Regions from separate parts of the Homo sapiens genome. Here region 2 is linked to region 1. Evidence: chromatin contacts called from ENCODE Hi-C or POLR2A ChIA-PET data. All regions are on one chromosome and are shown on one strand. The core of a region is the stretch at or near the end of the contact, and the rest is flanking DNA. Distances in the headings are between cores, read along the strand shown. Region 1 holds the start of WFDC13 (WAP four-disulfide core domain 13). Region 2 has its middle 20 kb from the start of WFDC3.

Region 1 (3,846 bases), core at 840-3,339:
ATGTGGTGAACAAGAAAGAGGTTTGTATGTTCGTTCTGCACTGATTCATTGTGTGGTCTTGAGCAAGTTGTAGAGCTTCTCATTAACAACATAGTTTACCCTGGGGTTAACCTAACATGGGTTATTTGTGTACAGGAAGAATGAGTGAAAGGTAAGTTTTGGTAAAGGATGAAGACCATGCATTAAACTGAAGGTACTGGATCAGAGAGCTGGGACCCAATTCACAAGTAAGTTCTGGGAGTGACTTCTTTCATGGTAAGAAGGGTGGGGATTTCAGAATGGCGTTCAAAGATTCAGCTTTTTTCTTCCTTGGTGTCTCTCGATCAGGAGGCCAGAGCACCAGGATGCCCCACTTTCTACTGTTAGAGAAGAATAAGCATCATTATGTTGACTTCCTATTTCCTCCCCTACCCCCAAGTATTTCAGTTCAAAGCTAAGACCTACCTGCCCTGGGAGAGTCTTCCCTAAGTCCACAACCCACAATCTCCTTTCTATTCCTGGACTCTAAAGATGGGCCCCATTAATCCCTTTCCCCAAGCCCTTCCAGGTCCTAATTTTTGTACCTTGTGATTCTCCCTTTCTTTGGGGGCAAAAGTCAAAAGTGGGGCATTCTATTGCAAATAGAGGAATTGTGGGTCTATTCCTCTGCAAATATTTGCAATTAGAAGGAAATCTATAGGATATTATGATGATTTGAAAGGAATGAATGAAGAAAGAGGTCATGACTATAACTGTAGTAGCAAATGGCACCAGAATTGGGGTAAAAGAAGCTGAGGTTCAAGCTGTTGACAATTTAACAGAGACCAATAACTAGTACTCACCCCTGGCCTCTCAGCTATTCTATAGCTCACTGGGGCACTGCAAGAAATTGGAACTAATCCACACTTTGAAGAGCTTGGGGCTCAACAGAGCAGTTTAGAGATAGACACCATGATCCAGAGATCTCAGAGAGGTCACCCTTTTCAAGTCTTGACCCCTCTTCTGGGTATCTGGTCCCAACTTCACTCACAGCATTTACCAGTCTTTTAGAAAGCCTCTTTGTGCCTTTCCTCAAATTCTGATTCTCCAATTAACTCTACCCTGGGCACTCCTATTTTCTTGTAGCTTGCTTAGTCCCTCTTAGTCCTACAAACCTGCATGCCTTTTCTGAAACTTCTTAAGCAGGACCTAGCCTCCCCAGACACATGAGCTACCACACTTATCCCTCTTCTGAGCCGCCAGTATTCTGAAGATGTTTTCCCCATAGAAGAGTGGATGTATGATGAATAACAGTTCTTTTCCCACTTGGTATTGGTTAAGGTCAACATTACTAGAGCCAGAGCTCTTTTGAGTTGAGCTGGGCAGTGGTGGCTGCTGAGATGGACTCTACACTGTCCCATTGATGCTAATTACCGGTAATTGTACAGTACCTCTGGAGTTTGAAAATGTGGAATAAAAGGCAAGACTTCCTTTCCCTCCTTCCCAAAACATCCTCCAAGGCCAAGGTTATGTAGATTCTAGCTTGAGTTCTACCAACTTCGTTGTCTCTCTGTTTTATTGCTTGAAAAGTGAGTCCAAGCATCCATGAAGGAGCCACGGGCAGCAAGACTAAGCTGGATGATGAGGCTGATCACATTTACAGCATTTAATATTACTGAGCATTTACCATGGTTTAGTAAGAGTGAGCTATGTCTGCATGCATTATCTGTTCTCCTCCTGTATTCATTATAAGGATAAAAACCTGAGGCCCAGATACTATGCCCAAGGTCACTCAGCAACAGAGCAGGGATTCAAACCTAGATCTTGCCAACAATAAAGCTTGGGCCCTTGAACATGACACGGTATTTTTCCAAGAGGTGTGACAGACTGTCAGCCCTCAGATCCTCTCCTATCCACACATGTTACTTCCCTCCTTGGGCCCAGATCCAGCACCTACTCAGAACACGCTGCTTGGGACTCCCAGGCACCAGCTGCAGTGCTAGGCAGAACACCACCAGGAACTGGAGAGGCAGCACAGGCTTCATGGTGTCAGTGGGATGGGTGAGTAAGTTCTGGCCAAGGGTTGCTGGGTTTGACCAGGCACTGCTGTGAGGAGAAGAGAAGGAAAGAGGGCAAAGTGGAGGCCCAGTGTGACTAGCCTTTCACCGTGTACTCCAATCAAAACCGGCAGGGCAGGAATCCAAGCACCTCCCAATCACACCCACTCCAGGGTCACGTAGTGTTTTCATATCCTCCTTTATTCCCCTAATCTTGACCTTGCTATCTCTTTCATCTGTATCTAGATCTTATTCATGTCCCTTAACATTTTTTTATAATTTTCCCCTGTGGAAATTGTACATGTTATATTTATTCACAGAGGATTGAATTTTTTTTTTTTTTTTTTGAGATGATGGAGTCTGGCTCTGTCACCCAGGCTGGAGTGCAGTGGTGCGATCTCTGCTCACTGCAGCCTCTTCCTCCCAGGTTCAAGCAATTCTTGTGTCTCAGACTCCTGAGTTGCTGGGATTACAGGCGTGTACCACCATGTCCAGCTAATTTTTGTATTTTTAGTAGAGATGGGGTTTCACTGTGTTATCCAGGCTAGTCTTGAACTCCTGACCTCAGGTGATCTGCCCTCCTCAGCCTCTCAAAGTGCTAGGATTACAGGTGTGAGCCACCGCGCCTGGTCTGAGGCTTGAAGTTTTTAAAAGGAAATTGTAAATGTTATCATAACTTTTCAACTAATTCCTTTTGTTTACTGCTAATGTAGAGAAGTTAACTTTCCAGTTTGCTCAAAAATCTCCACCATGACAATTATTTGACCTCACTGAAACCAATAAACATTGACTCTTCACTTCCCTATTTCGTAGTCCTCCCCTATAGGCGTTTACTTTTCTTTCTATCAATGTAGGACTCAGAACCTGTCATTTAAATCTCCTTGCTTGAATCTACCTACAAAAACTGCAACCCTGAATGAATCCAACCATCAATTTCATTGAAGCTTGAACCTAGGCAGATAATTGTTGCTGGGGGAAAATAACTCAACTGGGCTACTAAACAGCACAATAGATGCACCATCACCAAACCAAAAAGGGTCTGGCAATCTTACTAAGTTTCTTCAGTAAGCCAGTGTTCCCACTTTCTACAAATACTATTTCAAACTTGCTTTCCTCTCTTTAAAGCTTGGATCTTTTCTTCTTTCCACAAATTTGTAACTAGTTAGCTTGCTAAATTCTCCCATTGTTTATTATGGTTTCTTTGTGTGTTCTCTTCAGTGTTTATCATAGGCAAATAAGCAGTTATAGTTTTCTTCTTCAAACTTTATGCCATTTTTAATGCCTCACTGTGCTCGCTAGGCCCTTGAGTACATCATATGTAAGTGGTGATAGTGTGTATTTTTGTCTGATACCTGATTTAAAATGAAAACTTCTTGTTTCCCCTTTTAGAATTGTCTCCACTTTAGGTTTCTCATAAGTACCCTCTATCAGGTTTAGAAATTTTTCTTTCATTCCTAACAAGAAATTTTAAATTAGTTTATGTCAGATTATATGTATTGCTTTTTTCTATGTATATTGAGATGATAACATTTTTATATCCTTTAATCTGTTAATGCAGTGAACATTCAGATTTTCAAACATTAAGCCATTTCTATGGTAATATAAGGTGATCATTGAATATTATCATTTTTATATTGTTTGGTTTAGTTTGCTATTTTTAAGGTATTTTACATCTATGTTCATAATGAACTGGGCCTGTAACTTGTCTTTCTCATATTGTCCTTGCTTGGTTTCATAGCAAGTTTATGCTGACTTCATAGGATGTGCTGAGTAGCAGCCCTTCTTTATCAATTCTCTATAAATTCTTGATTTAAGATAATTAGTTACTTGA
Region 2 (4,113 bases), core at 1,509-4,008, 69 kb before region 1:
GACACTGAAAATGGGTTTTGGTTGGGTGTGGCTAGGGAAGAGATGGGTGGAAACTAAACTGAGAGTGACTTGCCATAGATGTCTTTCTCAAGCCCTGGTGGGGGTGGAGGTCAGTCTCTTTTAGACCTGCTGACCTTCTTTCTTTTATTGGAGAATGTGGGTTGAGGGTGGAAACTAAACTGAGAGTGACTTGCCATAGATGTCTTTCTCAAGCCCTGGTGGGGGTGGAGGTCAGTCTCTTTTAGACCTGCTGACCTTCTTTCTTTTATTGGAGAATGTGGGTTGAGGGTGGAACAAGGGTGAGTGGCTAGTTTTTTTTTTTTTTTGAGATGTAGTCTCACTCTGTTGCCCAGGCTGGAGTGCAGTGGCGCAATCTTGGCTCACTGCAACCTCTGCCTCTCAGGTTCAAGTGATTCTCCTGCCTCAGTCTCCCGAGTAGCTGGGACTACAGGCGCGCTACCATGCCTGACTAATTTTTGTATTTTTAGTAGAGACGGGGTTTCACCATGATGGCCAGGCTTATCTTGAACTCCTGACCTCAGGTGATCTGCCTGCCTTGGCCTCCCAAAGTGCTGGGATTACAGGCGTCAGCCACTGTGCCCAGCCGAGTGGCTAGTTTCTTATAGATGTTGGAATGTTCCCACCTTGGACCTCCTTCCTTGAGGGCCAGCCCTTGGCTCCAAGACAGGCAGTTTGTCCCCTCCAGGTAGCTTTATTTTAGGGAGGGGATATCCCTAGGTTCTTGGGACCAAGATAATTTTTTAAAGTTATGTTTTTTATTTATATGAAATGGATTATATTGTGTATCTTGGAGATCTTTCATGTCATCACGTATATTCTTTTAATAGAACTCTATGAAATGGGTAATTTATTTAACTAGTTATCTTTTTTTTTTTTTGAGACGAAATCTTGCTCTGTCGCCTAGGCTGGAGTGCAGTGGCACGATCTCCGCTCACTGCAACCTCCGCCTCCTGGGCTCAAGCAATTCTCTTACCTCAGCCTTCTGAGTAGCTGTGCCTTTGACTGTTTTAGTAGAAACCCTGTCTCTACTAAAAATACAAAAATTAGCCGGGTGTGGTGGTGTGATGATATAATGATTTTTAAAAAAACTATGTGCATGTATTCGAGTTTTTAAATAAACAACAAAATGATAAAACAGTGGAAGAGGGATCTGCCAAAATGTTCAGCAGCCCATCACACAGACACTGGCCCTTCCCAGTTCCCTGCAACATGATCCTGGAGTCATGGATGTTTCTGGGTTGGCCACTGCGAGGTTCATGCCAGCCACTCTTTTTCAGATCAGGCAACATTGACATGTCTACTGTACTGAAAAGAGATAAATGTTCTGAACCAGGTAGAAACCAGAATTTCACATGCCAGGATGAAAACAAGGGGGAGAAGGCACAGACACTCAGCAGTGGTCGGGTGCAGTGGCTCACGCCTGTAATCCCAACATTTTCGGAGGCCAAGGCAGGCAGATCACTTGAGGTCAGGAGTTCAAGACCAGCCTGACCAACATGGTGAAACCCCGTCTCTACTAAAAATACAAAAATTAGCCAGGCTTGGTGGTGCACGCCTGTAATCCCAGCTACTCAGGAGGCTGAGGCAGGAGAATTGCTTGAACCTGGGAGGTGGAAGTTCCAAGTGAGCCGAGATCCTGCCATTGCACTCCAGCCCGGGCGACAAGAGCGAAACTCCATCTCAAAAAAAAAAAAAAAAAAAAAAATCATCAGTATGGTAGAACTTTCAATGAAAAACAACAGTCTGGGAATCCTCTCATATTGCAGAATGATGTTCTGTCAGGGTGGAGAGTGGGACTGGAGAGACAGGTGTGAGCCCCAGGCACAGCTCAGGCTGAGCAATGGGAGAGCTGCTCCTTGCAGACCTTTCCTCCTCGTCTGGAGGCTCACCCTTTCCAGAGGGAGCTGCTGACCTGCTTACAGGTAGCAACGTCGAGAGAGATAGAGAGATAGATAGATGTATAGAGAGATAGAGATGGAGATGAGAGAGAGATAGAGATGAGAGAGAGTGCTGAAGGGTTAAATTTGAAAGCTGGCGGTTAAAGGCTGAGCTGGGGCCAAATTCCCACCCCCAGGTCTTTCTGGGCAGCTTTCTCTACTGTTGGACCCTGAACTAAAGAAGCCATTAGAACCTTTCCTTCCTCAGGGTTTAAGTCCATTTCAGCCTTGGTCCTGGGGTGGAAATGACCCAGGAGCAGGTCTCAGTGGACCGTGATCCTACTCTCTCACCTTGCACCCCGAAATTAGCCTCTGACCAGGTTGAAAAGCCACCCTTCTCCCCCGCCCTGCTCCTCAGCTTCCTCATCGTGGGCAGGAATGTCTGGGGCTCCAGTGTAGGCTGAGAAAGACTTGTTCTTTGACCAGAACCACGCAGCTCCTCCCTTCTCCACCCTGCTTCTTGACCATCTGGTTGTAGAAATCTCAGACTCCATATGTGCCCTTGGCCCCAGCAATACCATGGGCCCCTGCAGCCTCCACTGCTCCCGTGGGGGCATGATGTTATTGGTAAGGCGTGTAAGTGGGGTGAGGAAGGCAGGAGGCCCAGAGCGTATCCTGGCAGTGGGTTGCTCTTGAGTTGGGAGAGGTGTCTTTCCTTTCATATACAAGTTAAGCCTTCTCCTCAAGGGATTGTGTGGAGAAGCCCAGCTTCCCACAGATTCAGCAATATAAACAAAGAAGAGGCCATGTGACTGGAAAGAATTCTTTGCTGGGTGCTTCATGCTCTGCCCACCAGAGGGCAGCAGAGGTCTGTCATAGACCATTTCCAGGCAAGAGACTCAAAAGGGCAAAAGGGCATTCTAAAAGATAAAGTGAAAGCTTGCTATCAGCTGTCTAAGCTCCTGGATCCCGACTGAACTGCACTTAATAAATTAAGACCTAACATTATGCCCTCTGTTTTCATATGATGTGGCATGCTGCTTCATTTCTGGTAACATTGATATGGGGGACATTACCCACTATGTCGTATTAGTGTTTCTTGTACAAAGCCACAGGGTCAAATTCCCTGTGGAGCTCAAGATCAAGAAAAAGTTTCTCCCTCTGAGTTAGTGTGAGAATGGGCAGGGAAATAACTTACTGGGCATCGTCTGTCTTTCCAGACTCTGTGGTAGGGGCTTTCTAGAGCTGATGTTTCCATCTTCGCATTGGCTACCAGGGTGCCAAGAGCTCAGGTTTCGGAGTAAGGCCTGGGTCTGAATCTATAATCTTGTGCTGCTTATCAGCTTTGTGTGTATAATAACATTACCACACTGCCTACCTCATAGAATTGGTGTGAAGAGTCCATTATAAAGAAAGCACTGGCCAGGTGCAGTGGCTCACACCTGTAATCCCAGCACTTTGGGAGGCCGAGGTGGGTCGACCACCTGAGGCCAGGAGTTTGAGACCACCCTGGCCAACATGGTGAAACCTCGTCTCTACTAAAAATACAAAAATTAGCTGGGCATGGTGGTGGACGCCTGTAGTCCCAGCTACTCGGGAGGCTGAAGCAGGAGACTTGCTTGAACCCAGGATTTGGAGGCTGCAGTGAGCTGAGATCGTGCCACTGCACTCCAGCCTAGGCCACAGAGGGAGACTCCGTCTAAAAAAAAAAAGATTATAAAGAAAGCACTTAGCAGAGCCTGGCACAAAGCACACACTCAATAAATGTTAGCTGTTGTTATTCAGTTTCTCTGACAAAATCGATCCTTCTTGCCACCCTCTTTTATTACTTGTCCTCCCCCACCTTTTTTTTTTTTTTTTTTGAGACAGAGTCTGGCTCTGTCACCAGGCTGGAGTGCAGTGGTGCAATCTTGGCTCACTGCAACCTCCACCTTCCAGGTTCAAGCGATTCTCCTGCCTCAGCCTCCTGAGTAGGTGAGACTACAGGCGCCCACCACCACACCCAGCTAACTTTTGTAGTTTTAGTAGAAATGGGGTTTCACCATGTTGGCCAGGATGGTCTTGATCTCTTGATCTCATGATCTGCATGCCTTGGCCTCCCAAAGTGTTGGGATTACAGGTGTGAGCCACTGCGCCTGGATCCCCTACCTTTTTTCACTCTTGGTTTAAAGACTTTCATTTTCATGTAACTTGTTTTGTAGTATTTTATTTTCTG

Evidence for each region. Hi-C counts contacts between places; a loop is a spot of excess contacts on that map. ChIA-PET counts read pairs that join two places held with the same protein, here RNA polymerase II (POLR2A). Pooled maps may share reads with other maps.
Region 2: a loop to region 1 is called in a map of SK-MEL-5, with 5 times the contacts of the local background. The contact joins the enhancer-like site here to the promoter of WFDC13 in region 1. A Hi-C loop is called at or near these places in 1 of 168 maps with a recorded cell type or tissue (SK-MEL-5), 1 of 37 single-sample maps with no recorded cell type and 3 of 50 pooled maps. POLR2A ChIA-PET finds 5 or more read pairs at or near these places in 2 of 52 experiments (GM12878 and RWPE1).

What each region holds. Positions count from the first base shown.
Region 1 is chr20:45,700,281-45,704,126 of GRCh38, reverse strand. WFDC13 (WAP four-disulfide core domain 13) reads right to left here and starts at 2,089. Exons shown (of 4, transcript NM_172005.2): 1 at 1,916-2,089. The coding sequence starts at 2,003. All of the region lies in intron 2 of WFDC10B (WAP four-disulfide core domain 10B), which reads left to right.
Region 2 is chr20:45,769,981-45,774,093 of GRCh38, reverse strand. No RefSeq gene overlaps it. Among named protein-coding and RNA genes, the nearest start is that of WFDC3, 20 kb to the left of the region's middle. RefSeq lists enhancers at 1,841-2,433, 2,434-3,027. Within about 2 kb of position 2,758, at least 5 of the 41 ENCODE cell types and tissues checked have a DNase peak (open chromatin) inside an H3K27ac peak, as active enhancers do.